Regions from separate parts of the Homo sapiens genome. Here all the other regions are linked to region 3. A link is a loop called in an ENCODE intact Hi-C map of the cell type or tissue named here. Cell type or tissue: PC-9. All regions are shown on one strand. Links, peaks and the distances in the headings refer to the core of each region. The heading gives the core; the rest is flanking DNA. Region 1 overlaps TAB2 (TGF-beta activated kinase 1 (MAP3K7) binding protein 2). Region 2 has its middle 32 kb from the start of SUMO4. Region 3 has its middle 24 kb from the start of TAB2-AS1. Region 4 has its middle 88 kb from the start of TAB2-AS1. Region 5 has its middle 50 kb from the start of UST-AS2.

The links. Hi-C counts contacts between places; a loop is a spot of excess contacts. Peaks named below come from ENCODE experiments on the same cell type or tissue, not always from the same donor. Only the 100,000 strongest peaks of a DNase experiment are listed, where the experiment ranks them.
Region 1: it touches region 3 in a loop (11-fold over the local background); 3 of 110 quality-filtered maps call a loop at or near these places.
Region 2: it touches region 3 in a loop (2.8-fold over the local background); 3 of 110 quality-filtered maps call a loop at or near these places.
Region 4: a loop joins it to region 3, with 7 times the contacts of the local background. A loop is called at or near these places in 3 of 110 quality-filtered maps.
Region 5: a loop joins it to region 3, with 8 times the contacts of the local background. A loop is called at or near these places in 7 of 110 quality-filtered maps.

The regions. Positions count from the first base shown.
Region 1 is chr6:149,332,886-149,337,885 of GRCh38, reverse strand. The region is part of intron 1 of TAB2 (TGF-beta activated kinase 1 (MAP3K7) binding protein 2); the gene reads right to left. Among named protein-coding and RNA genes, the nearest start is that of TAB2, 18 kb to the right of the region's middle. RefSeq lists an enhancer at 1,024-1,173. In PC-9, for the core only: no CTCF peak of the experiment used is centred there; a DNase peak (open chromatin) is centred at 2,855; H3K27ac peaks cover 3,799 bases.
Region 2 is chr6:149,429,158-149,435,625 of GRCh38, reverse strand. No RefSeq gene overlaps it. Among named protein-coding and RNA genes, the nearest start is that of SUMO4, 32 kb to the right of the region's middle. RefSeq lists a silencer at 3,365-3,651. In PC-9, for the core only: CTCF peaks have their summits at 3,239 and 3,439 (motif pointing right); a DNase peak (open chromatin) is centred at 3,455.
Region 3 is chr6:149,230,983-149,235,982 of GRCh38, reverse strand. It overlaps a transcript of TAB2 not described here. Among named protein-coding and RNA genes, the nearest start is that of TAB2-AS1, 24 kb to the left of the region's middle. In PC-9, for the core only: no CTCF peak of the experiment used is centred there; DNase peaks (open chromatin) are centred at 732, 1,762 and 2,452; H3K4me3 peaks cover 404 bases; H3K27ac peaks cover 3,725 bases.
Region 4 is chr6:149,166,517-149,172,984 of GRCh38, reverse strand. No RefSeq gene overlaps it. Among named protein-coding and RNA genes, the nearest start is that of TAB2-AS1, 88 kb to the left of the region's middle. In PC-9, for the core only: no CTCF peak of the experiment used is centred there; DNase peaks (open chromatin) are centred at 2,914 and 3,724; H3K27ac peaks cover 2,660 bases.
Region 5 is chr6:149,078,955-149,085,422 of GRCh38, reverse strand. No RefSeq gene overlaps it. Among named protein-coding and RNA genes, the nearest start is that of UST-AS2, 50 kb to the right of the region's middle. RefSeq lists an enhancer at 5,331-5,450. In PC-9, for the core only: CTCF peaks have their summits at 2,786 and 2,985 (motif pointing left); a DNase peak (open chromatin) is centred at 2,972.

The sequences.
Region 1 (5,000 bases), core at 1-5,000, 100 kb before region 3:
TTTTACTCTATCTCTAACTGCTTACCACCCTATCCCTATCATCAAACATATAAATGACCAGACCCACTGCTTAGCTCCCTGCCAGTCTTCCCACCCTCTGTGTAAGTATAGTATAAGAGATTAAGAAAGTTTCCTATATAACCACTTTAAATATTTCACTCAATTGCAGAGGAATTTAATAAACTGAAACAGATAAATAATAAAAGAGGAAGGATAGTGACTGTGGTGTTACAAGATGAGTTTCTGTTATTTTTTTAAACAGTTTATCTACAATTGTGAGCTAAGAAGAGTTTGACCCTTTTTTCTAAACTGGTTGAAACTTTGAAATTTTCTATGTTAACACATCTATTCTGTAACTGAAACAAAACAAACAAATGAACAAAATTGGCAAGGCTCCTTTCCTGCTTATCACTTCAGCTAAAACCCCTCAGTGTGGTTTTTCAATGCCTTCTCCAGTTTGGTTCCACTAGATCGGGGGTCATGAATCCCTCTGGCAGTCTGGAGAAAGCTACAGAGTCCCCCTCAGAGTGGTTTTAAATGCATAAAATACAATATCTAGGATTATAAAGAAAGCCAGTTTTACTAAAATATAGTTGTTTTTGAAAATATGGTTTTAAATGCATAAAATATACATTACTAAGAAAACCAATTATACCGAAACAGTTATCAAGTGTTTTTAAAAACCTTGTATGTGATATATTCATACATATGCTTCTTTAGTAATAATACAATAAAATCTAGTGGGAGTCTAATAAAAACCATAATTCTGAAGTAGTAATATGCATAAATTATAGAGATATCAACAGCTGTAATCTGAAAATATCTGTGCTTTTTCTATTAGTAATAAAAGATATACGTACTGCTAATATTACTGTAGTCTGCCGCTTAAAATCTTATTAAAAGTAAATGCTAAATTTCAGTTCAAAGTTCATAAAAATATAAAGATGTCACTTTTTTTTTTTTATCTAAATGCATGCAGCCCTCTAAATTGTATCCCTGGATCCCTTCAGGGTCTTGCAGATTAAAACTACTCTATTAAATTCACCTGCTTCTATTTCCCAGCAGTCCCCACACCCTTAGGAATCTGGGCAGGCCTGTCTGAACATGTTCAACCCACACTTTCCTTTCTTTGCTTACTACACTACTGCCCTTGCTTAGAATGTTATGTCTTCACCTTGAGGCTTATCAAAATCTTAACTACCTCTTCAAAACCAATTCCAATTTCACCTTCTACTTGAATTCTTTTTATCCTGCTTCAGCCCACATGGATCTTTTCCTACAACTACTAATGTAGCTGTAGGTCAATGCTTTATGAATCAACATTTAATTATTCTCTTACAGTCTACTTCTGTGTCTCTTCATCTAAGTTATAAGATCCCCGGAGACATGTGCTATGTGCTTACACATAGAACACTGCATATACATAATATAGGCACATATAAAGTACTCAGCAAGTGCCCCCAATAAATCAAGCACAGAAGATCATCTGTTTGGCAACTTCGAGTACCAGAAAATACATCAAGATAAGCCAAAAGTTCCACTAAGGAGTTAAAACAGACATAAATTAGGCTTATAGTTCACCTCTATCAGAACCTAGATACTCCTATTTAATTAAGAACCCAGAAGCTTATTTACTAGGCAGCAATGAATTCCAAGTAATAAATCAAGGAAGGAGCACTAAAGTCAGCACAAGACAATGATTCATTCCAAACATATTGGTTAAGCACTACTACGTGCCAGGCACTGTTCTAGAATCTATGATTCAGTTCTCATATAGCAACTTAGTGCCAGGCCCTGGACTAGAACCCGGGGTTCCTGACTCATTCTGAAGCTCTGAAACAAAATGTTTATTTCTATCTTCCAGAAAAGGTTTAGTATGCAGGGTAAAAGTGGGGGAGGGGAGGAGGTGTTACTATTTCAGAAAGCAGCAAAGTATGTGAAACATTATAAAGAAATAGATTTGGAGGTATGAATATCTATATTTATCTACACACAATATACATAATATATTGTAAAATCTCTATAAAATCTCTAAAATAGATTCAGGAGTAAGTTTCAATCATTTTATGTACTTACTACCTAAGAATACTAGATGAATGAGGTGTTACTCTGCTTATTAATATTTTAATCACAAACACTTCATAAAATTGTATTTTTCTTCAAAGAGCCCTGCCAAGTTGCTTCATTTATTTGATGTAAAAATAAAAAACTAGGTCAGGTATAGTGGCTCATACCTGTAATCGCAGCACTTTGGGAGACCAAAGCAAGAGGATCACTTGAGCCAAGGAGTTTGAGACTAGCCTGTGCAATACAGCAAAACCCTGCCTCTACAAAAAGTTAGAAAAAAAGTATTAGCCAGGCATGGTGGCTGGTGTCTGTAGTCCCAGGTACTTGGGAGGCTAAGGTGGGAGGTTAAGGCTGAGCCCAGGAAGTTAAGGCTGCAGTGAGCTATGATTGTACCACTGCCCTCCAGCCTGGGTGACAGAGTAATACCCTGTCTCAAATATATGTATGTAAATATTATATATATGTTATATATACACACATATATTTTTTATATATATAATACATACATACATACATATCTATATATAAACTTTTCTACCAATTTCCTGGAGGTGAGGTGGGGTGGGGTGGTAGTAATGATGGTAGTAGATATTATTCTAAATAATCTTCACCTTTTTCCCTGGGGAAACGGACCAAAAGAGGATAATGAGAATGTGGGTAGGAAATGGGGAATTGGTCTCCACAAATTTCAAGCTCTACTGCTGACTGTGACTAAAAAAAATTACTTTTCCTAAAGGGAAGTTCTTAGACTAATAGCAATGGAATTCAGTGAGCGAGTGAGGGAAGGAGGGAGGCGGAAGGGAGGGGTGGGACTGGAACAAGTAAACTAATAGCCTGACAATACCATGCTGGCAACCTAAAGTCACCTTGTCCAAAACTCAACTCACTGCCTCCTACTCACTAATGTATTTCTCTGTTAATTATAAATGACATGCTTCTGAAGCTAGAAACCTCAGAGTTCTCAATTCTTTTCCTCTCCACATATAATCAATGGCAAAGTTTCACTGATTACTTTCACAAAAATTTCTCTTTTCCACCACAATGTCCTTGTTCAAGTATGTGTTATCTGGGCAATCACCTAACACCATGACCTCTTGTTTGACTGCTTGTTCTACTCTTAAGGTTTTCTTTTTTTTTTTTTTAAGAGACAAGGTCTTGCTCTATTTTCCAGGCTGGAGTGCTGTCATGTAATCATAGATATGCAGCCTCGAACTCCTGGGCTCAAGTGATCCTCTCAACTCAGCCTCTTGAGTAGGCAGGACTACAGGTGCACTTTACCTGCCGAGTTAGTTTTTTATTTTTATTAGAGATGGGGTCTTGCTATGTTGCCCAGGCTGGTCTCAAACTCCTGGCTTCAGCAATCCTCTTGCCTCAACCTCTCAAGACTCTAGTATTACAGGCCTTATGCCTGGCTAAGCCTTTCTAAACTGTATTTCACAGTGGTAACAAACTTGGCTAGCTTCCTAAAAACTGGCTGAATCGTGTCACTTTCCTCCCTAAGAAAGGCAAGAGATTTTGTAGAGATACGCTGTAGTGAGTTTCAGCAGAAGGTGCTGACACTGACACAGGGAATAATGAAAAAAAGGTAAGAGAGAGGAGACCTGAGGATGAAGAATTTAGAATAAGTCAGAAAAATCAGGCAGAGAAAATGTTGGGAAGAATGGTATCAAGAAAGCCAAGTGAAGAGTTATAACAAAAATGATTATAAAGTTTAAAGTTTATTATTTTTATAATTTTATAGCAATAAATTTTCTATTAATAGCTTACATTTACTAAGTGCTAGGCACTAGGTCAAATGACTTATAATGCATAAACTCATCTAATGCTCCCAATAATCATGTGAGGCAGGCACCTCTATACGAGACTCAGTTAACTACACAGTTTGTCCTACTAGACAAAGAATTATTTTATACAGCTCCCTTTCCTTATTCCCTGAGATGCTTAATGCAAAGCACTTAAACATTCTTACTATGTTGGTGTCAACAATACCAGAGAAAGACATTCTTTTTACAAACTTTACTAATTTGCCATGGACTAACACAATATATGTATCTGTACACACAGACACATAGACACACACACACACACACACACACACACACACACACACTATGGATCTGGAAATAAAAGAATATATGGTTTTAAAAATACCCAATCTCCTAATATTTAAATCTGCATTGGAATAGTAAGGGCTAAGGGTATTTTTGTCTTGTAAAGCTCAAAAGTGGAAAGGTATATAAAAATACTGAAGAGAAACTTGGCCTATACATCTACCATCTACCTGAAAATGGGCAGAAGGACTGCGTAGAAGACAGACAGATTAACATTCCTTTCTTTTAAAATGTGCACAAGAAATTTCCTAGGAGACATGCTATTATGGACTCAACTCTAAACCTAGCCTACTATTTGCAATGTGTACTCCATTCAACACAAGAAATCTGGGCCAAAGTTTAGACGAATTTGCAGAAATCCATTACCACTAGGGAAAAGAGAAAAAAGAGGCAAAATGTACGCCTCACTAATCTTGGGTTGGTGACGCTGCTATGTATGGGTGCAATCTCTAGGGCTAGAATGCTTGTTTGGAAGCATCAGAAAGACATTCAACCACAACCTGTACTCCAGAATCCCAAAAGCTCATTTACTTTCGAAAACAATCAAGTTTACTAGCTCTAAACTCTAGTAGTCTGTGTCCATTCATTCACAAATATTTACTGAGCGCTCAAGCGCCAAGGTATTGTACTCATGCTATAAAAACTGACATTTAGTGGGAGAAACTGAAAAGTAAACAGATAATTATAATACACATGGCAATCTTGCAATGGGGGTAAATAAAACGAAGTGCTAGAAAGATATAAATTATCAATAAGGAAATATTATTGGAGCTAATAATCAGTTACAACAGAAAAAACTTGTGGCATTTAAAAAATTTTCCA
Region 2 (6,468 bases), core at 720-5,719, 200 kb before region 3:
AGGTCAGGAGTTCGAGACCAGCCTGGCCAACATAGTGAAACCCCGTCTCTACCAAAAATACAACAACAACAACAAAAAATTAGCCAGGCATGGTGGCAGCTGTAGTCTCAGCTACTCAGGAGGCTGAGGCAGGAGAATCACTTGAACCTGGGAGGTGGAGGTTGCAGTGAGCCGAGATTGCACCACTGCCCTCCAGCCTTGGCAACAGAGTGAGACTCCATCTCAAAACAAACAAAAAACAAAAAAACAAAAATCACACAAGAATACATGTCTTGCTTTTATTTTACACTATATCAGTTACAAAAATTATATCTATTATTTCATCTGCCAGATATTTCATCTGTCAGTTTCATCACACCTCACTTTCCACACTCACATCCTCTTAGTGGACCAATATCATCATTTTATTCATTAATGGATCTACTTAATTATTTTTTCTTAGAAGTTTACCAAAAAAGACTATTGAATGTTAATGGGAAAAATATGAAATAAACACCCAAATCTTTTCCATTAATTCCCCCATCTTAATCTAGCTCCACATCATGGCACCCATTCAAAATGGCTCATAAAATTGAGAGTCAGTACACATCTTTTTCTTTTTTTAACATTATATTTGGTAAAAATGAGTTAAGAATGACATTTTTTTTTTTGAGAGAGAGTTTCACTCTTGTTGCCCAGGCTGGAGTGCAATGGTGCAATCTTGGCTCGCTACAACCTCTGCCTCCCGGATTCAAGTGATTCTCCTGCCTCAGCCTCCCAAGTAGCTGGGATTACAGGCATGTGCCACCACGCCCGGCTAATTTTGTATTTTTAGTAGAGGTGGGGTTTCTCCATGTTGGTCAGGCTGGTCTCGAACTCCTGACCTCAGGCGATCCGCCCGCCTCAGCCTCCCAAAGTGCTAGGATTACAGGCATGAGCTGCATTTTTTATTTTTATTTTTTGTAGGAACAGGGTTTCACTATGTTGCCCAGGCTGGTCTCAAACTCCTGGCCTGAAGCCATCCTCCTACCTCGGCTTCCCAAAGTGCTGGGATTACAGGCCTGAGCTACCGCGCCCGGTCTGTTGTTTACATCTTTACGTCTATGTATACCTATGGTTTCACTCCCACTTGTAAGTGGTTTTCTGTTTCTGTGATAATTAACTTAGGATAATGGTCTGCAGCTGCATCCATGTTGCTGCAAAGGGAAGCCCCATTTTCTTTATCCAGTCCTCCACTGATGGGCACCTAGGTGGAGTCCATGGCTTTGCTGTTGTGGACAGTGCTGCAATAAACATGCGAGTGCAGGTGTCTTTTTGGTAGAACAATGTATTTTCCTTTGGGTACATACCCAGGAATGGGATTGCTGGGGTGAATGGTAGTTGTATTTTTAGTTCTTTGAGAAATCTCCAAACTGCTTTCCACAGGGGCTGAATAATTTACATTCCCACCAACATTGTTATGAGTGTTCTCTTTTCTCTGCAACATTGCCAGCATCTTTTATTTTTTGACTTTTAAATAGTAGCCAAGAATGACTGACTTGCTAGATGATCACACAGTGTGCACACAAACATTTCATAAGATCGTAAATAAGGAACATTTCAGAAGCTTTGCTGAGTAAGGATAGTCATTGCAAAAAACAAGCTTCCAAAAATGGTTAACTAAAACTAGGAGGGAAATATATTGTAATACAGACAACTTACATTTGTGTGGCATGTTGGCATTCATCAAGCAAATTTCCATGTACTGTATTATGTACTTTTCATATTAATTCATGGTGCTGTGAGGTAGATTATAAGTCCTATTTTATGGATAAACTGAGGCTCACAGGGTGACTTGTCTGAGATCCTTCAGCTGATAAGTATTGGGTTCCAACTATGAAGGACAGGGACCAATCCAGGGATCTCTCCATTACACCTGTGAGCAGTGATGGGACAGAGCTTCTTTGCTACCTGCTGCTTTGTGGCTAAGCCCGCCTTGGCCTCAGGCAGCCTAGCTGCTGATCTCAGCTCTACCTCCTACCACCTGCTGTGTGTCCTTAGGAAAGCATCTTAGCTTCTCTGAACCTCAATTTTTTCATCAGTAAAAAGGGTGCAAAGAATATCTGGCATATTGGATCATCAAGAAGACTAAACGAGCTACTGTAAATACAGCCCCAAGTGCAGTGCTTGACAGAATTACTGCACAAAATGCTGGCAATTATCATGACATTGTTATCCAAGTACATCATAAAACTAATTGAAGGAAGTGACTAGGGGATGCTCTGCAGCCTCTGCGACACAACTGTTGCTCCATGAAGATACAGATTTTCAGTAATTTATTCTAATGTTTATTATTTTATTATTTATCTTGTTTTATTTTATTTTGAGACAGAGTCTCACTCTGTCGCCCAGGCTGGAGTGCAGTGGCGTCATCTTGGCTCACTGCAACCTCTGTCTTCCAGGTTCAAGTGATTCTCCTGCCTCAGCCTCCCGAGTATCTGGGATTACAAGCATGTGCCACCACGCCTGGCTAATCTTTGTATTTTTAGTAGAGAAGAGGTTTCGCCATGTTGCCCAGGCTGGTCTCGAACTCCTGACCTCAGGTGATCCTCCCACCTCGGCCTCCCAAAGTGCTGGGATAACAGGTTGGAGCCACTGTGCCTGGCCTGCTTTTCAGTAATTTTGAAGCACAAAGTACTCAGGCTGTTGATGATTTCCCTGTCAATACAAGTAAGCAGTCAGCTTCGTTAGTGGTCTGTTGTTGTGCAGATGTGGAGAACTGATAAGCGACGTGGAAGGAGAAAGGTACGCCTCATCGCATGGTGTGGGAACACGTGTGTGTAATGCTAGAAATACTAGTATTTAGTATTTTAGTATATTTAGTAAAATTTAGTAATTTTAGTATATAGTATTATTGGGTCAATTTTGTTCTTAGTTTCACACGTACATTCTTGGACATTTCGACATTCAAATGCCTTGTGGGGAATTAGTAACATATCTCTAAGGTCTTGTCCAGCCCTAACATTCCGTGATTTCTAAAAACCACCCCAACACATTTATATAGCATCACTGACCAACTCGCTTTGAAATGGATAAAGTATGTTCCCATTCCATGCGGTTTTTTCCTATCCGACTACAGAAATAGTTCTCCCCCTCAAATCTCACTTCAAATGTGGGTTTGAGGCATGATTTTTAAAGAGCTTCCAACATTGCGATAGTGTTGGCAAGGATGCCAGGAGGGAGCCCTCCAGAACATAGGACTCCACTCCCTTAACTTCTGGAAGGCAGAGGGGAAAAGCACAGTCGAAATTCTCTGGAGGGGAAGGCGCTGGTCTGCTTCAGCTGAGAAAGGAGCTGATCAACGGTAATCCGCACCAGTCCTGAATCCTTTATTCTCTTTACACAGAGTGGCTAGAAACAGGCTGCCCAACACAGCTGCTGGTGTCCCTTCAGACCCAGGGACGCATGTCAGAACCAGCACCAACCATTAGGTGGCGCCGTTGTAGCACAACAAGCATTGACCTGGGTTGGCGACAAATCTGACCCCGCTCCCGGTGGAACTGCCACTGGCTCTCTCCCCTGTCATGGGGTTCCCACAAGCCTAGCAGCTCGGAGCCCCAGGCCAGTAACCAGTGAACAGCTGAGGATGAGGATGATAAAACACAGGAAAAAACACGTGCACTTGCACCCTGGCAGTTACAGCTCTTTGTGATGGAAGATGTAACAGCTAAGGCAAATTAAATATGTTTTCATTTAAAATTCATAATAAACTATTTTGAACATACATAAAATTATGTGTATATATGACTATTGTAACAAATGCCTGATTTTTTTTTTTTTTGTTTTTGAGATGGAGTCTTACTTTGTTGCCCAGGCTGGAGTGCTGTGGCATGATCTTGGCTCACTGCAGCCTCTGTTTTCCAGGTTCAAGTGATTCTCCTGCTCAGCCTTCTGAGTAGCTGGGACCACAGGTGCGCACCGCCACACCTGGCTAATTTTTTTGTATTTTTGGCCATGTTGCCCAGGCCTGTCTCAAACTCCTGAGCTCAAGTGATCCTCCTGCCTTCGCCTCCCAAGGTGGCTGCCTGACTTGAATTTTAACACCCTGCCATGTTTGCATTAATGTTTTATTTCTTTTAATAATGATTTGTAATTTTCTTTACAAATGTATGGGTGCATATTTTATTAAAATTATTTCTGAGTACCATGTAGATTTCTACCACTATTGTTATTATGAATGGGTTCTTTTTTCTTCACAGTCTGTTATTGTTGTATTTTTTTGTGTGTGAATAATCTTTGAATTCCCTGAATGCTTTATCTACATCTATTGAGATCATTACATTTTTCTCTTTCATCTTTGCATATGGGATAAACCAGTTAATTTTCTCCTTTAGCACTGACCAAAAAAATTCTGTTTTTAAAAATAATATTATGGCCGGGCGTGGTGGCTCACCCCTGTAATCCAGCACTTTGGGAGGCCGAGGCGGGTGGATCACTTGAGGTCAGGAGTTCGAGACCAGCCTGGGCAACATGGCAAAACCCCTCTCTACTAAAAATACAAAAATTAGACAGGCATGGTGGTGGGGGCCTATAATCCCAGGTACTTGGGAGGCTGAGGCAGGAGAATCACTTGAACCTGGTGGGGGGCGGAGGTTGCAGTGAGCCTAGATCGTGCCACTTCACTCCAGCCTGGGCAAAAGAGTGAAACTCTGTCTCTTTATAATAACATGAGCATTTCCTCGTCTTATTATAAACTCTGTAAGGATGATCTGTGGGAACTACATTTTCCCCAGTGGAGAGACTAAACTTATTGCACATTATGTCTCTTTTTTTTTGCTATTATAAATAAAAATACCTTTGGCATAAATTGACCCAGTTAGATGCAAGCAAATTATGTGATATTTTAAGGCCTCTGATGCCTGTTCCCAAGCTGCTTTCTTGAAAGCCGTGCAATTGTATACCATCACCATCACCAGCAATGCAAGTCATCACTTCTTCACCAGCAAGACCATTAAAACAATCCCCCAAACCACTGTCATCAGCACCACACCAGCAACATGACAGGTGAAAAGCTTCAAGTCCATTTGTTTAACTTTTTTTCCCCGTAGGATTGTTAACACGTTTAATTCCTCTTTGGTGAATCATCTATTCAAGTATTTTACCTACTTGGTGATCAGAATCTTGGTGTTTTTAATTTATTCACGGTAAGAACACTATACCTATTCAGAACAGCAGTCTTTTGTCTGTTTTATCTGTTGTGAACGTTTTCCTCTGTTTGCTTTTTCAAAATTCGGCTGTTTTGATGTAGCGATGCTTCCAATTCTCCCTTTTCCAGCGCTTTCTCCAGCTCTGCCTGGCTGTGAGTGCCGGCGCGGCTCTTCTTGTCTCGCCCTCTCCCATTGGCCATTTTACTCTGTGCTTGAACCATCATTGACAGGTGGCTGCCTCTCCCTGGGAACACACCTCAGGGGCCCGCTGCCCCCAACGGCTCTACTGGATGTCCCCCTGGCATCGCGCTGCTCCCATGTACCCACTGCTCTCTGTGTTCTCTAAATCCACGAATGCCACAGCCATCCACGTGGCCACCCTCACCAGTCGCGGGCAACACCCCCGATGCCCCCCCGTCCACTTTCTCACCAAACCTCCTGGTCGTTCTGCTCTCACCTGCCCGTGGCTTTGTCCCCACCGTGAGTTCTCCTGTGAAATTCCCTCTGGATTATGTAAATTCTTTTTGCCCCCCAAACTTTCTTTAAAAAAGTTTTTAAACATATAAAAGTGCAGAAAATGTCATAACATATACCTATGCGTCTACTACTCAGATTTTATAAATGCTACCATTAGCCATTACATGCTTTGAATTTTTAAAAGAATGAGACTCCTATAGATGTCACTGAAGCCCTATTTACAGCTTTCTGGATCCTGACAAGAAGAGTGAGGATGATGGAAAATCCGGAAGAGGGTTTCTTAGCAAACGTGTGATAATGGTAATGAGCAGTGAGGCCGAGGCTTGTTTGCATTAGGGAGGATGGGGAGGGAGGACCCCAGAGCCAACTCCCTCCCTGCTGCTGTTTGAGTGCTCCCCCATCACAGTCACTGTGCTGGTGACTTCCATATATTACCATTTCATCCTTGCAGCCAATCAGAAAGTGGGGTTTAAGATGAGAACACGAAGGCGGGCAGGGGTAAATGGCTTGCCCAAAACTCTCTTCTTCTCAGACATCACGGCTGCTCTTACAGCTTGCTCTGGATCCAGAACACTCCTAGGAATAGCCATCCAGCCAATGCTATCCTGTGCCCTTATGAAGCCCTTTCTTCCTACTGCCAGGCAGAATACAGTTTAGGCCATGATCAGGCTATGGAGATATCTGAAAGACGTGGGGGGCTCAGCGGCTGCAGGGAGAGTGGAGTTGCTGTGACTGCTGAGCTGTATTGAGCCCCTGGGAGGGATAATAGAGCAACTGAGCAGTTTGGAGGCTGGGTGTGAGAGCCATGGGGCCTCTCTGTAGCTTC
Region 3 (5,000 bases), core at 1-5,000:
AATCCATTCTCCCTTCCCAAGAGGACCATAGTTTTCTTTTGGGGAATAAACTGCTTTCCACTAGAGCCAGCCTGGGTTTGACAAATAAATCTAGGTGTCCTCCCCCTGTGGAAGTCAAAGGGACCTCTTGAAGGTCCTTCTGCCAGACTCTTCTTCTCATTTCCCTGGGACAGTCAAGGGACTGATGTGTGACCTATGCATGTCTAATGAAATTCACGCTCCTAGGACATGAATCTTGAGCAGGGTGACACAAGCACCAAGGCAATGGCTGGAATTCTTTTAATTGTAGAGGCAGTGCTAAGCAAGATGGTCAAGAAGTTCCTGATATCAAGGCTTTCTGGAGCCCTCTGTTTCTTGTGGACCCCCAGTCTGGTTCCTCGGCCTAGCTAGGAAATGGTGAACTCCTTCATGTTCTTCCAACCAATGTATCTTTTTGCTCAAGCTAGTCAGATGATTTTTTGGTGCTCAAGACCAAACAAGGCTGCTACCTCAAACTTCACCCTCCTGATCCTAGTTCCTCTTTCTGCTGTTACACCAAACACATAGGATCCCCTTTTAATAGGATGTTTCAAATTTTTAAAGACATCTATCACGTTCCTCCCAAGATTGCTCTTCCTCAACAGAATATCCCCATTTCCTTTAACACTTCTTCACTATTGTGGCTTATGGAGCCTTCAAAATTCTGTTTTCCTTGGCACAGGGCCCAGTTTCTCAAGGTCCCTCTTACAGTGTGTCATCCGGGATTGAAACCGTAAACCCACTTGGTGTTTCAGCCAGTTCAGATTATGGTCAGATGTTTCCTTGCCTTGAATGTTGTATTTATATGAATGCAAACAGAACTTGCCTTAGCTTTTATTTTTATGCTCCACTCTGAACTCAGATTGAGTGGCACAGAGCGCACACTTAAAAAGCTGGAGTTATTATTAATTATAAACCTCCTGGCTTTCTAATAAAAAGTGCTGAAGTCAGATGTCCTCATCTTGTATTTTTGCAATTGTTTTTGAAAATCTAAAAGTGGCACTTAGTGTTTATTCTTGTTACATGGTATGCCTTTGTTTTTGGTCTATTCTTAGGCCAATGCCATTTTTTAAAAAGAGTGTGTTTTTTTTTTTTTTTTTCACACTCTCTAATCTTAGTCGTCTCATCTTTTTATCTTCTACTTATCTGGCACACATGCCTTTGATGTTTCCTTCAAATCACTGAAAAAATCTCACACAGTTCTATGACACAACCCAGGGAACTCCCTCCAGGTTGAAATCAATTCATTAATCATCTCAGCACAGTGTATTGTCTGCTAAGAACCCAACCTAACTGCACTCTATTTTCCCATCTTGTCCACAAGAAAATGAATAAGCAGCTCCCTGGGATGTCTGGCTGACAGCGTCATTTGCAAGGTACATGCGGCAGGAGGTGGGCAACTGTGAAATGGGGAGGTTGATTTTCCATTTTCTTTTTTGTGGGCACCAGTTTCTCCCAAACAAAACCTTACGCAAAACCCTAATACATACAAGATGGCAGTGAGTAGCTCGGGGTGAAGCTGGGGTGTGGGTGGGCAGTGGTTGACTTCCTGCTGGCCCCAGTGCCCTTCAGCCAACCCCTCTTCAGCCTCTTACTTTCCTCCTGGCACCTCTCAAGAAAGGGGTGACCTCTAGGGGGTTATGGTTTCAACATTCTGATTTAAAACATCCGAGTAGCAAGAGTTCCCTTTATTACTTCTTCTGTCTTCAAGTCTGCACATGTCAGCAGGGGAAGCCAAGATTTTATCAGATAGTCTGCTTTTAGTAGGTTTCTCTTTTATCTTAAAAATGTTATTGAAAACCTCCCATGTGAAAACTTCATACTAGGAGCGGTTTGTGAGTCATAGGTGTCTTGTTCAATATAGTTCTTAAAGACTTGGTTGAAAATACAAATGACAAAAATGTGACTGATTATTATTATTAAAAGGTTAAAAAAATCATAAACTGAAGTGAAGTACTGTTGGAACTTCATAGGAATAAATGTAAAAATGCCACATTTACATTTCATAAGCGAATTACACAAGGATAGGATTGAGAGGTCCAACCTAACAGCATTTGGGGAGGGTTGGAGGGCTTCATGGTGGTAAAAAAATTATATTATTGTTTATGGAGAGCCCGTTATGGATCAAGCATTGGATATATTAGGTTGGTGCAGAAGTAATTGCAGTTCTTGCCATTAAAAGTAGTTGCAAAAACAACAATCACTTTTGCACCAATTGAATAGATTAAGGTGAGTTTCTGGCCTTGAGAAATTTACAATCTAATAAACAAGTATATTGTGAAGTGTAAAGGAAAGCAGGACTAATCTATTGGAGAAAACCTTCCTAGGGGGTTTTCATTTGAAGAATGTCAGATCCATGAGTCATTTGGTAAACAATTACTTAGTGCTTTGTTAGGGGGCAGTTACATGTTGGTGATTCAGGGATAAAAAACCACTTCTGGCCTTTAAGAGGCTCATAATATAATGGAGGAGACAAACCAATGGCTCAACCATGACACTTACGTGTGACAAATCAGATGAAGAGATAAGAACTGGTTGCTGGGCCCTGGGTGGCTCTGGGCCCAGGCAGGAAGGAGGTTTAGTTTGCTGCTTTCTGCGGTGAGCTTTCAGGATCAACTTTCTTGGCCTACAGTAGAGGCGTCTCAGTGGAGAAGCCAAGGAGGCACACTGAGCGGAGGGAGGTTTGTCTCGGACCCTGGATGACAGATTCTTGGTCACTGTGCTAAGTGCCCAAGTTGTGACTTGTGCTGGAAAGCCCTTGTTTCTCACCCCCCGCCAGGTAGTTACCATGGCATTCATGACTTCCTTGGTTATTTCCTGTCATCATTTGTCCCCACCCATGAGTGCCTGGCTACCTCCATCTTCCGGCTGGTGGGTCTGCATGCAGGATATATCACTCCTGGTGTGAGGGGTGGACACTAGGCAGGTGAAACAGGGCTATTATGTACTATGCCCTGGCATGGGAGTGGGTACTCCTGGCCAGGATGTCAGCTGTGCCTGCCTTTTGGGCTTCGACTTCCACACAGGTCGCTGTGAGGGAAGTACAGCAGCATCCCTCAGGATGGGCCAGGGGTACGACAGCATTCCAAGGCTTGTTCTGCTCTGGGGCACTTTCTCTGGAGGCAGTTTAGTGTAGAGGATGAAAGCCTGCTTGGAGCCTACTTCTCCAAGCCTCAGTTTCCTCATCTGAAAAATGGAACTCTACTTTGTTGGATTAAAGGAAATAACTAATAGAAGGCAATAAACACAATGCTTGCTATATAGGGACAGCTAACTACACCTAGTGTTATTATCCAGTTCAGTGATACCCTCCCCCCACTTCTATGGTTTGAACAAGGCATAGCCTCCCTTAGTGGTATTCCTGTCATCGGCCTTGTTCCTGCCTCAGTGACACTGTGAGATCATAGTTCTGTCTTGTGTTAATATATCAAGCTCCTGGGCTGAGGGTGGTGGCTCACGCTTGTAATCTCAACACTTGGAGAGGCCGAGGCAGGCGGAACACTTGAGGTCAGGAATCCTAGACCAGCCTGGCAAAATGGTGAAACCCCGTCTCTACTAAAAATACAAAAATTAGCTGGGCGTGGTGTTGTGTGCCTGTAATCCCAGCTACTTGGGGGGCTGAGGTAGGAGAATCACTTGAACTGGGGAGGCGGAGGTTGCAGTGAGCTGAGATGGTGCCACTGCACTCCAGCTTGGGCGACAGAGCGAGAGTCCGTCTAAAAAAAAAAATCAAACTCCCTTTGTTTCTGTGTCTGTGGGTTGGCTGGTGGTCCCCGAGGCCTGGCCTCGTGCTCTTCCCTCTTCCTTATTTCTGCTGAACACTAAGGAACACCTCCCCAATCATTCTTCTCTTTCTAGCGCACGTCTTGTTCCCTGTCCTGTAAGTTCACAGAGTTTTCCCCCTCCACCCTCAAATTTCTGTTTCTGATCCTCACAATCAGGTCAGTGAGCTTCCTGTTAAGCATGTTTTCCCAAGCGTTTGTAGATCCTCTCGCTGTCCTTTGCCAGTAACCCGTTGCTCTGGGTAGGGAGCCCTGGTCCAGAAACCCTGCTCTCCGATACTCTGTAAAAGCCAGCTGTTCACTCCTCTCTTTTTTGCTTCCAAAGTTGTGAAACTTCAACTGGAAGAAGAAATGTAAACACCTCCTCTGCTCCCCTGATGTTTGAGCTTCCTCTTACTTGAGGACCAGAGATACGGTCTAAATGTCTTCCCCACTGTCAACTTTCCAAAGGAGATTTTCACACTCATTTCGAAAATACTTTGCTTAATTTTAGGTGTTTTAATATAGGAGCTCTAGCTTAGCTTATTTAAATTTCTTCTTTCAAGAGAAATTAGACTCATCTACATATGTACATATGCAGTGATTAAGTGCTTTTCCCAAGACAGTCAATATTATATAGAAAAGACATTTAAAGCGTGTTCAACTTACTTTAGGTATCACCCCCAAATCAAGTTTAAAATTTAATTTGTAGGAAAATTAGAAGAAAACACCACAAAGAGTTGTTAAACAAATGATTGCTTCCTACATACATACATGCAATTTACAGAATGCAATTAAGTATCTGATTGCATAAGTATATAACCACAGATGCATGCTGTTTTCTTGCTACTTTTTCCACCATTTTCTATGGAACAGAAAATAAAGTCTCTGACATTAAAGTGGTGACTGTTCAAGCTCACAAGGCATGCGGTAGTTATTAATCATCAGCTCCACTGCCCTTTTCATATGTAATAAAATGGAATCATTGTCCACATTTCGTCTCCCCTTCCTAATGTTCCCCAAATACTGGTGTAAAAGTTCAGAAGCACAAGAACTGAATTGTAATGAGGTGAGGCTGCAAGTTTAGTGTGGCAGCCTCTGATTAGAATGTAGGTATCCTGAAGGCAGAGAGACCTGCTTTCTATCTCACAGGGTTCCTTCTGAGAGCGCCCATTGGGAAGTGGGCTGACCAGCTCAGTAAGTGAGCTTGTCCAATTCCTA
Region 4 (6,468 bases), core at 573-5,572, 64 kb after region 3:
ACCTGATTTGGAGTACGGCTTTTTTCTTGCCTCACAGCAAAAGTGGCTTCCAATCTCTATTCATTGATTTCAGTTCTGCTCCCTGTCTCCTGTCCCCGGCTCAAGTGCAGCTTGTTCTGGACTTGGCTTTTCCAGGCCCGATTCTGCCTCACGACCCTTCAGCTTTATGGTCCACTGTGAACTGACCCATTCTCATCATGTTACTTAGTTCACATGCTGTTATGGACTGAATGTTTCCCTCCAAAATTCATATATTGAAGCCCTAACCCCCGATATGATGGCCTTTGGAAGTGGAGTCTTTAGGTTTAGATGAGGTCAGGAGGGGAAGGCCCTAAGAAGGGATTGATTAGAGCACTTATAAGAAGAGTTAGAGAGATCAAAGCATGTACTCTTGTTCTTTCTTCCTTTCTCTTTCTCTAGACCATATTGGGACATGTCAGGAAGGTGGCCATCCATCTGTAAGCCAGGAGGAGTGCCCTCATGAAGAACTGAATCTGCTGGCACTTTTATCTCAGACTTATGGCCTCTAAATGATGCAAAAACAAGTATCTGTTGTTTAAATCACCCAGCGTCTGGCATTTCATTATAGCAGCCGGGCTGACTAAGAGACATGGCTGTGGAGAGATTCAGAGTGGCTTGGGTCCTCTGTCCGAGGCAGGCTCCAGGCCAGGCCTTGTGAGGGTCAGGCCTGGGATGCTGGTTCTGCGATTTCTCCTGGTCCAGGGTTGGACATAAATGTGTGTTTGTGTCCAGGAGTGGTGCTCTAACCCCAAGGCCCCCATCTGCAATGGTGGCATTTGAAACTTGACTGCTGGCCACTGAGACTTCTTGAGGCTTCTCCAAACAGAGCAAAGAGGCTGTCCTTGGTTCTTCTAGGATGAAGGACTCACCAGGTTGGGAACAGGAAACCTAGAGAAATTCTCAACATCCTTACAGGCAACTCTTGCAATTGTATATGGCACTGCTTGCTGGTTGAGAGAGGCTTGTAGTGTTTGTTCTCAGGACACTCACTGCGGCACTGTCCCCACATATGAAAACCAGGAGAGTGGGGATTTAAGCTTGTTTGTTTGCTTTTAAGCTGCAGAAGCATGCATTTTTCATAATGAGTAGAGGCCACCAACATATGGCTCATGGATCTCCTTTGCTGAACCTATTCCAACTCAGAGCTGTAAGAGCCCTCATCAAGTGTAAAGAAACCCGTCTCCTCATGTAACTGAAATTTTAAGTACCACTCAGGTCTGGTTTCAACTCTGGCAATAAAATAAAAATCTTTCTCACCTTTTCACAGATTGGGTCTCCCTGGTATATTTCAAATTAGCGCAGTTAGCTGAGCCCTCTAATGTTTCTGGATATGAAATGGATAGGGGTAATTCAGCCTCAGCAGCTCAACAGCATCCCACTTGCTGTCACTGGATCACAGCTATGGAAGTGTTTCGCTTTCCCCGGCTGCACGAGAAAGCTTGATGACGACCGGATGTGGAAATATAAGTCCCACCTATTTGAGAGGTAAAACTGATGAAGACATAACATACAAGTCTGTATGTCTTCAGAAGTCATTAATAGGAAAGAACTTGTTTACTCAAATCTTCTAATCTGCCCATTTTAAAGAAAGTTGTGGGCAGCACAGTTGACATGTCTTCCAGGTTCCAAAACCAACAGAACTGAGAGTTTCAGGTTACCAGAAAGAAGTCAAACATCTAGCATTTAATGAAACTGTACGTGGACTCAGAAAATGGTAAAGGGTAAAAGGACAAAAACAAGACCTCACGGTAATGACGTCACCTCCTAGGGTGACTCTGCTGGGCTTTCCGAGGGACACACAAAAAATAGTAAAGTAATAGTGCAGTCCAGTTGGGGAGATAAGATGTAACTCAGGGGAAAACCAAACGCCAGTAAAGTGTTTGAGTGACATTTTAATAGAGAGCAATGGAAGAGCTATTTCATGGGGATCCTGGGCTAATTGCCAAGGCCATCCCATCAGCAGTAATTGCTCTGCATTGGAAGGGGATAGCCGTTACTTCAGGCTGCGAGGGTCAGAGATGTAGGGCTTGACCAAGGGGTTGAGTCGGAGGTTGACGCAGGCAGGGGAGGGGTCTTTCCCGGCAGGTTAAATGGCGTGGGCAGAGGGCACAGAGGGGAAATTAATGTGTTCAGGAGAAGGAGAAATTATGTGGTAATGTTCAGAAAAGCTCAGGCACTTGGACTTCATATTTTACAAATACTCTGAGAGAAACAGGAGAAAAAAATCAATTCTAAAAGTCTGAATTGTGTAATAACTGCTGACAGTTTTGGCTTTTTTACTGCAGATGTGTTTAAATGCATGTTTTATTATAAAATTTAAAATAAAATATTGTGTATATATGCTGAAATAAAACTATTAAAAACAACAGAATTTCAAAGGCCAATTCTTGTACCATTTCTCTAATAGGTCTTTTTGTATCAGGTCTTTAAAAAAAATCATAGAAGGAAATTTTGCCTTGTCCAAAGTGGTTTGAAATATCTCACATGGGAAGGTTTCTCAATGAGAAAACAATTATGTAATTACACTCATGTTTATCTCATTTCTGTATACTTTGACTTACTAGAATTAAAGCTTCTTGCTGAAGGAACTTCCCAGAAACTTCCCCAATCCTAAAACAGAACTTTGGAATGGTACCTTCAGTTGGGAAAGCTGATGGCTTTAGACGTAGGGCTTTGTGTTGGCTTGTGAAGTGTCAGTGGGAGGGGAGCTTGACTGCACTTTAGTCACCCATGTATAACTGGCTTCTAGTAGACAGACCTCCTACCGGCTCACAATCTATGGAACCTGCTTGTCACCCATACCCTAAATCACTGTTCTTCCCCCAGGTGACTTAGTAAGTGGTTCACACACAGCTTGCCAGCACATGAAGGGAGGAGTACAAATGGCCCCTCTGGGCAGCTGCGACTGCCCTCTCGGTGTCCCCCGGCACTTCTGACCATGCTGGAGTGGCACAGAGATGACTCAGTGATGCTCAGCTATACTCAGAAAGCATTTAGGCAATTTTCCCGAAAGCTGAGCCTGGTCAGCTTCAGAAATCTGCCCTGGCCCTGCCCTTTTAGGAGGGCACAGATCACTCATTTTTACAAAGCCCATTGAGATGTAAGCCCACACCCAGAAGTTCATATTTGACTGATGAATATACCCCATTGTGGCTTTGTATATGTCTTTGCTGCCAGTGGGTATTCTGTAAAAGGCCTGTTTGTATAAGCTGGTGGAAAGGGTTTAAGTATGACAGAGTTGCTGCGTTCTGGGGAAGCGAGGATGGAAAAGCAAGGTTTTCTAGGGCTCAACCAGAAGAGCCTGGAGACTTGACAATCAGGTGTTTGTGGAGAAGATAGGAAGAGGTGAGCAGGCGTAGCAAGAGACAGACAATGGGGGAGGGAGGGCTGATAGCTGGAAATGCGAGTTCATGGAGTCCTCTCATTGGAGATGGGGGTGAAAAGGGAGGGGAGGAGGACAGGAGTCAGGCGGAGAGACCCACTCAGGTGCTTCTATGGAGCTGGGGTCATTCACGTGCACGTGCCTTTCTGGAGTCTCCCCTTCCTCTCCCATAGGACCCCAGTAGTGCCCTGTGCTTCAGTGTGTGAACCGTGGCTTTTATTTTCTCTATTCTGATGCTTTGACATCCGGAGCCTTGTGTCCCCTGGAGGGACTGCCCCTTTCAGGGTTAGCCAATTCGTAGGGATAGTAAACAACCCGCCCAAGGGCACAATTTTCAAATACAAACCAACCAACCTAGAGTCCACACCCCAACCACCTTCTTTGCTGGGCTCTCATACTCTGAGTCATTACCCATCTGCCCTAATCCCCCCTGGCCCAGGTGCTAGACAACTAGGGACAGACCCTCTTCCCAGAGCCCACTGAAATAATTCAAGCCATCCGATGCTAAGTAGCTTACCCCGTCTTTCCTGTTCCTTCCCACAGAAACCACAGCCGAGGCTCTTGCCTGTAGTTTCTCTGCTCCCTCTGCCTCCTGATGGTCCCTGGTTCATCCCCATGTGGCCCTCATGGTGCTGTGCCCTCCTCCCCTTGGGAACTGTGAGTAACAAACTATCTTTTTAATGGCGATTGTCTCTCGATCTGTTGGTCTCACCATACCTAAATAGTAACAAAGTCTGTTAAAACGTTCAGTTCCAAAAAAATCTCATGAGCCAGTGCTCTGCCCCAGTCATGTCCCCATAGTCCTAGGTCACCCCTCTGACTGTTCTCCTCTCTCTCTTAGTATTAGAGACATTGTCTGGGTGATAAGTAAGTCATTAAACAAAATAAAAGTAAGAACTTAGTTACCAGGTCACAAAAGAGCCCAATACTGTCTTAAAATTATGTATTTAAGGCTACAGTGAAAGCTGAATAATTGATTTTCTTAGATGTCCAATATTTGGCTTGCGAGCAGAAAGGAGGTGACATTAACAAGGAGATTGGAGATCCATTGACTTGGAGAGATCCCGGCCATAAATGGGCTGGGCTTGGGTGGCCATCCTGAGAGATGCAAGGACAAGAAAAGTCTAACATTTATTGAATGATTACTATATGCCAGGACTGTTCCAAGGACTTCACAATGTATTTAATCCTCCGACAAAACTTTGAGGAAAATACTCTTATTCCCATTTTAAATACAGGAATGGGGCCAGGCACGGTGGCTCATGCCTGTAATCCCAGCACTTTGGGAGGCTGAGGCAGGCAGATCACGAGGTCAGGAGTTCGAGACCAGCCTGACCAACATGGTGAAACCCCATTTCTACTAAAAATATAAAACTTAGCTGGGCGTGGTGGTGTGTGCCTGTAATCCCAGCGACTCAGGAGGTTGAGGCAGAAGAATCACTTGAACTCGGGAGACAGAGGTTGCAGTGAGCTGAGATTGTACCACTGCACTCTAGCCTGGGTGACAGAGCGAGACTTGGTCTCAAAATATATATATATGTGTGTGTGTGTGTGTATATATACATATATAAATATATATGTATATATATAAAAATATATGTATATATTATATATATATTTATAAAAAATATATATGTATATATTATATATATATTTATATATATTTTATATATACATATATATTTATATTTATATATATTTTATATATACATATATATTTATATGTATATATATTTTTATATATATACATTATATATATATGGAGACTGAGGCATAGAGATGTTGAGTAACTTGCCTAAGTTCACATAGTTAGCTAAGTGGCAGAGATAATCTCGAAATCCAGGCAGTGTGGCTTCAGGGCCTATGCTCAACCACTACCCCATCTAGTACAGTAGAAATAGCCAGACAGACTCATACAGACACTTTGGTTCTACCAATTTTTAGTTGTGTGAATATGGGTTAGTAATTTGACCATCTATGATATACGGGTCCAACTATAATATGAAGGTGATAATATTTATCCATTTTCTCCATATATAAGTATGATAATACTTATCCAATAGGATTATTTTGAGGAGTAAGTAAGATAATCATGAAAACTGAGCACCATGTCTGGTGCATAAATGAGTGGTAGATAAATACCAGTGTCCCTTTTTATTCCTAAGCAAGACATAGCTGGCCATTGCATTGTTACTGTACACTGGTGATCCCATGGCTGCCCATACCTGGATTATTCTACATGGGCCCAGTTAAAAAACTGGAAAATGTGTTACTAAGGTGGGTTGCAGGCAGGCAAGGCTGACATTCAGCCAGTATGCCCTGTATGCTCCTGTCAGTTGTTAAAATATGGAAATAGGTCCACATGGGTTGGTAATTTGATGTTGTCCTCAGCCTTTTCCAGGGGTCCCTGTCACTGCAATCACCCAGTTTTCTCTGCAGGGACACCTGGCCCAGGCCAGGCCTCCAGGATGCTGCGTGCAGAGCCCTGGCCGGTGCCCATCCTGGTCCCTCGGCGCCTGTGCTGTCCTGGTTGTTAAATGCTCAGATAACCACTGTAGGCAACAGCAGCAGAAGAGCTGCACTGCAGCCCTCAGGACTTGCTGAAGACCCCAGATCCTTGGGTGTAGGCCAGCAAAAGCAGGAAGCATAAGCCGGGCATTCTGCCATCCTTTTACGTGCTTAGTGATCAAAGAGAGAAAGCAAGCAAGCAAGGTTTTCCTCCTTCCTTTCTTCCCCCTCCTCATCCTCACCTTCGAAAAGTTACCTCTTCAGAGGCAGGTTAACATTTCTAGGCCGTTAGCAAAAATGAAAATGTCTATGTTTATGAAATCAATGTTCCCAAGTGGATCTATGCCACATTAATTTGACCTGAGAGATAAAAATCACCTCTTGGGCTCAAGTCAAATTGCATGTGGGCTCTGAACCATAATGACTTGCAATTACAAGGGCCACTTCTTGAAAACACCCTACCACAAATTCCATCTGCACTGGGACCACCCAGCCTCATTCCCATTTACTATCAGTCTGGATACAATTGGCTTTGATTGTATCTTTTGAAAACGTAA
Region 5 (6,468 bases), core at 684-5,683, 150 kb after region 3:
CCAGGATAGTGTGCTAAGCTGGTGATGATGAAATCATTTCCACCTTTGGAGGCTGGTTATGGTGGCACAATCAGAAGGAAAGAGTTTTGAGGTTTACATCTAGAGTGACTATAAGATAATGAGATTAAATTTTTTTTTAGTCTCATTTAGACTAAATTTAGACTAAATTTTTTTCTTTAGGCAATGTACTATAACCTACATATTCTAATTCAAGTAAAAGCTATGTTCACGTTTCTTGAAGGTTGAGAGATATTGTTATCAAAGCATTTTAGACTACGACTTTGAGTAATTTGATATTACATGACTAATATCTTTAGATGATTCTAGATTTTGGATTTGATGCTATAGCTACGAAATAAGTATTCGGGGTAGGGCTTTCAAAATAGTTAGAATCTCAGTGTTTATTGTAGGTTTTTATCTGAATTACCAAATTACTTTTCAGAAATGTATCAATTTTACTCCCATCATCAGCAGAGCGAGAGTGAGTACTTCACTAACCTCTCTCCTCATCTCAGGCATTCACATACCTAAATATGTTTGCCCCAAAGCATCTCCAGTGATGCCACATTGCTTCTGTTCAAACTTCTTTGATTACTAATGAGGATGAACACTTTTCTTGTTTCTTAGCTTTTGAAATAGCTAAGGTCTGAGAATGAATGTGTCATTTGCACATTTTATTCGTTTTATTGATTTATGTAAGTTCCTTAAGATTAGCAGTTTCAGTCTTTTATCTGCCATGTCTGCTACAAATGTTTCCCCTCATTTGTTTACTTTTTAACTGAGTTCTTTTTTATTTGAAACTCAGAGATTCTAGTATTTTTTTCTTTGTGATTTCTTTCATTTTGCCTATGTTTAAAGTTCATCTCCACCCCCAAAATCAAATTCATTTGATTTACTTTGATAGCATAAATAAATCCTGTCAATTCACTGGAGCACAAAGATATATTTGAAGTAATAAACTCATTTTAATTTTGAATTGTATTTTTCATTTATGCTATTTTAAAAAGAAAGAAAGGAGAAGCCAAGAAAAGAGGGCAGATAGAAAAGGCAAACATCAGTACTCCCAGGATCTAAGAGTGTTTGGGGGATCCAAGGCTCTATGTAGAGGCAGAAGCCACCAGTGACTTACCTCTGCCCTGGCAGTTACTTCTGGGTTTCAGGTTAGTGTTCTGACCAGTCTGGAAAATAGCTAGAGGCCTGGATTTGCTGACAACAGCCCCAGTGCAAGTTATAACTGAAACAGGAACCTCTCCTATCTCACCTGACCATCACAGGGGTTAAGTACCTGGAAATCCAGAGATGAAATGAAGAGGAGTCTTTAGGGAGGTAAGTGGCAGAGAGACTGGGAAGCCTGGATTCCTGACTTCTTTTCCTTCTGCCCCACTCCTCCCCTTCCCCACTCAATATCCTGCACCCAAGAGTTGGATACTGATTTACAGGGAGTGGGAAAAGGGGACATTTTTAATTTGTATTCAACCAAGTTTATGTCTAAATCTAACCACACTGCCCTTTTTTCTCTTTACATCCTTGAAATTCAGATTTGTGCAAAAAGGCGTAGGTAGAATGTAGTAAAGATCAAATCAGGTAAGACACAGGTTTTAGTTTGGTAGGGTCTTCTCATTTCAGGTTTGTGTCTGGAATTAGAGCCTTCAAAACTGCCCCAAATGAACAGTAGTTGTCTCTATTATGTTTAATCAAACTCTCAGACCAAGAGTCCAAATGCTGTTCACCGAGGAACCCTGAAGTTATTATGTGATAAACATATTCAATGAATGATGAAAATGATTTTCTATACATTGGCTATGGCAGCATAATGTAGACAAAAGAGTGCTAGATAAGCAGCCAGAAGGTTCTAGAATCAACTATACCCACTATGTGACCTCTTGAAAATCAATTTGCCTCTTTGAGCCTTAGTTTCCTAATCCATATAACCATCTACACAGAGATTAGAGATCTGCAAAGAAGTAGGCAGGGCTGGGGGAGATACACAGGGTGCTAATTAATTTAGAAGAAGGAAAATGATTTCCTCATGTCACTTTTGTGTTCTGAAATGCCCAAAGCTTCCTCATTGCCCTTATAGTAAATAAAAATTTCTTCCAAAATTTTTAGCAATCTGGCTCAATCTTATCTTGCCTCCTACAAGCAATAAAAAGAAGCAAGAGCATGTTACATTTGAGTGTGCATCCTGGTTTTGCTCCTTACTGTGCTGTCACGGGCTCATTGTTTAACTTCATGGAGGCTTTGTTTCCCGTTATACACATAGGGATGACAATGCCTCTTTCTTGCAAATCTGCTGCAAGGGCCGAGTGATATTTGTGCTTATGATCTGCCTTGCTATTATCTGCAAATTCCGCTGCTCTAGCTCAAATCCCACATGAGGTCTTCTCCTTACTGAGGTCTTTACTGACCTCCCATGTAGCCCCTATGTGTGCCAATAAATTTTTGTAGATGAAAATAATTTAAACTGAAAGTTACCTGAATCCTTTTCTAGTGTGGCCGGCCTTGATAACGGGGCAATGCCTCTTTCTTGACATCTTCCTATATCCTTGTTTTTTGCATTAAACACACTTTCTACTTATCTGTATTGTGGCAATTATGGTATTGCCTGAAGGTTATCTGGGACAGTCATCACATGGGTCACCTCTTGATTACTGAACCAGAATTGTCATCATGTTTTAGTTATACAACAAACTCAGGAAAGATGATCTGATAAAGACTGATTTTAAAAATACAACGCTAATCTAAAAATAATAGCAACAAAACTTAAATCAGGCCAGAAGACCTGGGAACGCTAATAACTTATTGATCAACAGTGTGTATGTACACTGGTAAATGTACCAGGTAAATGCACCAACCATGAGTTTCTTCTGGGCCATACTGCTTTAAAGCAATAAAGGAAAATGAGCAAGTGAGAGAGAGAAAGGAGGTTTGGAAAGAACTTGTGATTTCTTGAGTAAATTGTTATGGATACGGCGCCCCCTAGTGCACTGAACAACACAGGTGCCCCAGTGTGTAGTAGCTGAGAGCTCCGGAGCTGAGCAATCTCATCCCCATCACCAACCTTACTTGAAACACCTGCGATTTCTGTTTCATCATAGCTTTCCTTTCCACTGCACAAGCAACTGTAGCCCAAGGAAGAAAGGGGGACAGATGTCCTTTATTTGGTTGGATTTAAGCACTGATCCTCATGGGAGTCATGAATTAATTCAAGGTACCCAAATAATATTGAAAAGTATAAAAAATTTTACCTTGAAAAGAGTTTCTACTTTTTCCCGAGATAGAGGAATGTAATTAGGAGAATAAGCAAAACTGAAAGATGATTCCTTGTTATTTTCTAAAAATGTTATTTGTCCCCATCTTCTTTTTATCAACATGTTCGTCATCTGATGCAAATATATTTTCTTCAAGCACGATGCACGGACCAAAATTGAACCACAGCAAGAGGAAAACAAGTCTTCCAATGAGGAAAAATGTAATCCAATAATTTGCATTAAAGCATTGTTTCTCAAAGTGTAGTCTCCAGAACACTAGTTCCACAGGATATCAATGGGTCTTATGCAAATAAGGGTTTCATGGCAAATACTTTTGAGAAATTTGAAATTCAACAAAAGATCAATTAATTTTTAAAAATGCTTCAGTATGCATGAGTCCTTAGTATACTCTGAATATACTACCATACTGTGTAACACCACACTATGAACTGCAGCACTTCCAAAATTATTTAACACGATTTTTTTTCATGCCTATCTCACACACTTGGTTCATGAATTATCCTTTGAGAATACACATTGGACTAGAATTTCACTAGTTTCCAAAGATGGACACCATACAGGAAAGTGTGCCAAAAGGAGAAAAAGCAAATAGTAAATTTGATATGTGCAAAACTTAAGGTGACTATAAGGAAGTTTGTGGTCAGTGTCTTAACTCTCTTCTGCATTTGAAAGATTAGTAATACAACACATTAAAGTTTTTCAACATGGCAGTCCTATGGGGAATCAACCATGCTGGAAACATCACCAGCCCACAAAATCATTGCCAGATTTTTCCCACATCACAGCAGTAACACTACTTCTGAGAATGAGAAATGACCCTCCAAGAAGTTTAGTACCCCCGTCCTGCCAGGTTTCCAATTTTTACTAACACTTTTCTTTGTGCACAACCTGTATTAATTCACATGGATGTTTTAGGCTCATTATTACCATTAGTCATGGGATCACAGATACACACAGTAGTTTAAATAAGTTAGAGGAAGCCTGTATTTAGTACAAGCTGTGAATTAGAGCTGAATCTTCTAACTTGCAGCTAGACAAACTCGTCCCAAAGAATGCTTGAGAAAAGTGGAATTCCACAGACTGGTTTATCTTGGATAATGGCACAGTAAACAGAACAGTGGAAACCAGGCCAGGAGGAAGGGACCGATGCTTCTTCAGGACAGGTCCTTGCTGCATTTGCTCTATCTCATGCCCAGGAGGATGTGCCTACTCCTGGGAGCTCAATTCACATTTCAGAAATGCTGCTGTCCATCGACTCACAGCATACTGGGCAATGCCACTTGCAGACATGAAGGAACGGGGGCTTCAGGCAACCTGGAATGACTATATGTAATTCTATGCCCTCTTGCTGGGGATACAGTGTTCTGTGGTGAGAACAAACCTTTCATCAGCTTAGGAAGTGTTGTGGCTCAGTCTTTTAGCATTTAGGGGTCAAGGGTGGGAAATGGTTCATCCCAGAAGCAGCTCTTGGTTTTCAGTAGATGTTTTATTTTCTTTCTAATGTTTTCCAGCTGAGTCGATTTCAGACCGATGGAGGTCAAATGATTTACACTGATGCCCAGTGAAACAGAACAGCTGGGACTTGAACTCGGGGACTTGACTGGTGGGCAGCCCCCAGCCTAGTCAGTCAAATGCTCTCCTCCCAGGTTTTTACTGCCTCTCTGGTTGCACCTCAAAGGCAGCCTGCTGTGTCTGGCAGGGCCCATCTCCTGGGCCGTGTCTGCTCCTGACTGGAATAAGAGGCCTGTGACAGGTCAAGTCTGAATGTTCTGGCAGAGCGGCACAGGGCAGACTGCTCCACCCCTGCTCAAAGCACACAGCGTCTGGTGAAAGCCAGATTGAAGATAGCTAAATGCGCATGCCAAGATTCCAAAAGGAAAAACTTAGCTCTCAACTTTCCTTTGCATGGTGATTTTTCATCCTCTCCTTTTTCTTTTTGTAAAAAGGGAATCCCCATGTTTACAAGTTGAAATCCAAAATGCACAAGTGGTCAGTTCACAATTCTGTGACCCATGAACATCTGTGGGCCTGGGTGTTCCTTGGGAATCTGCAGTGCTTGGAGCAGTGAGCCAAGCCTGCCCTGGCAGAAGGGAATTCTCCAGTGAGTCAAATAGTCCTGCGAGTGCCCGGGGTCTGCTTCTCCTCTGGTTCTGCTTTCCTGGGACATGTCTGTACTTGACTTCCCCTAGTTTTATGAACTGCATTTTGACTATATTTTTGGAGGTGGGTCCATCTGAAACTCGTTACAGGAAGTAGGACAAGAATCTTCATTTTGCCTTTAAGAGAAATAAAACTCTGTAATCTGAGATGGGCAAACATGCTCCAAGTCTGTTTACCAAGGAACAAGAACCTCTCTGTGTCTTTTGAGCAGACAGAAAAATTAAAAATAAAATATTTATTTGGGATTTGTCTCTGAGGACTTCAGTGACTGAAAACCAATAGGGCCTCCCCTCCCTCTGTGGAAAGGCGAGTTCCAAAGCCCCGGCTCCCAGGAGAGCCCTATGGTGAGGCTGCTCCAGTACAGCAGGTGGCAGTGGGTGTGGCTGAAAGTGCCTCATCACTTTCATTCTGGATCCTAGGTCTGTAGATGGGCTTTGGCTATATCATCTTTTTAAAGTTTTAATTTGGTAGCTGCTTCAAAAGTTAAGGGAACCCTCAATGGGCAAAGTTAGCATGTGACATATTTGTGTCTCCTCTTTGGACCTTGGTTTTCCTTGTCTGTAAAATGAGGGAATGGACCAGATCACTGCTCCAGAGCCCCAATGCAACTATAGGAATCTGCACTTTGAGGCTTGCTTCTCTCCTAGTAGGAATTCAGTTCCTCTGCCCTAACTTTTCTGCTATAGTCTGGGTGTTATGGGCTGAATTGTGTGTCCCCCACAAATTCATATATGAAAGTCTTAACCAAGTATCTCAGAATGTGAGCATTTTTGGAAATAGGATCTGTATTAGTCTGTTTTCACACTGCTAATATTAAGACATACCCAAGACTGGATAATTAATAAAGGAAAGAGGTTTGATTGATTCACTGTTCAGCATGGTTGGAGAGGCCTCAGGAAACTTACAATAATGGCAGAAGGGGAAGCAAACATGTCCTTCTTCACATGGTGGCAGCAGCAAGAAGAAGCGCCCAGCAAAAGGGGAAAAGCCCCTTATAAAACCATCAGATGTCATGAGAACTCACTATCACGAGAAC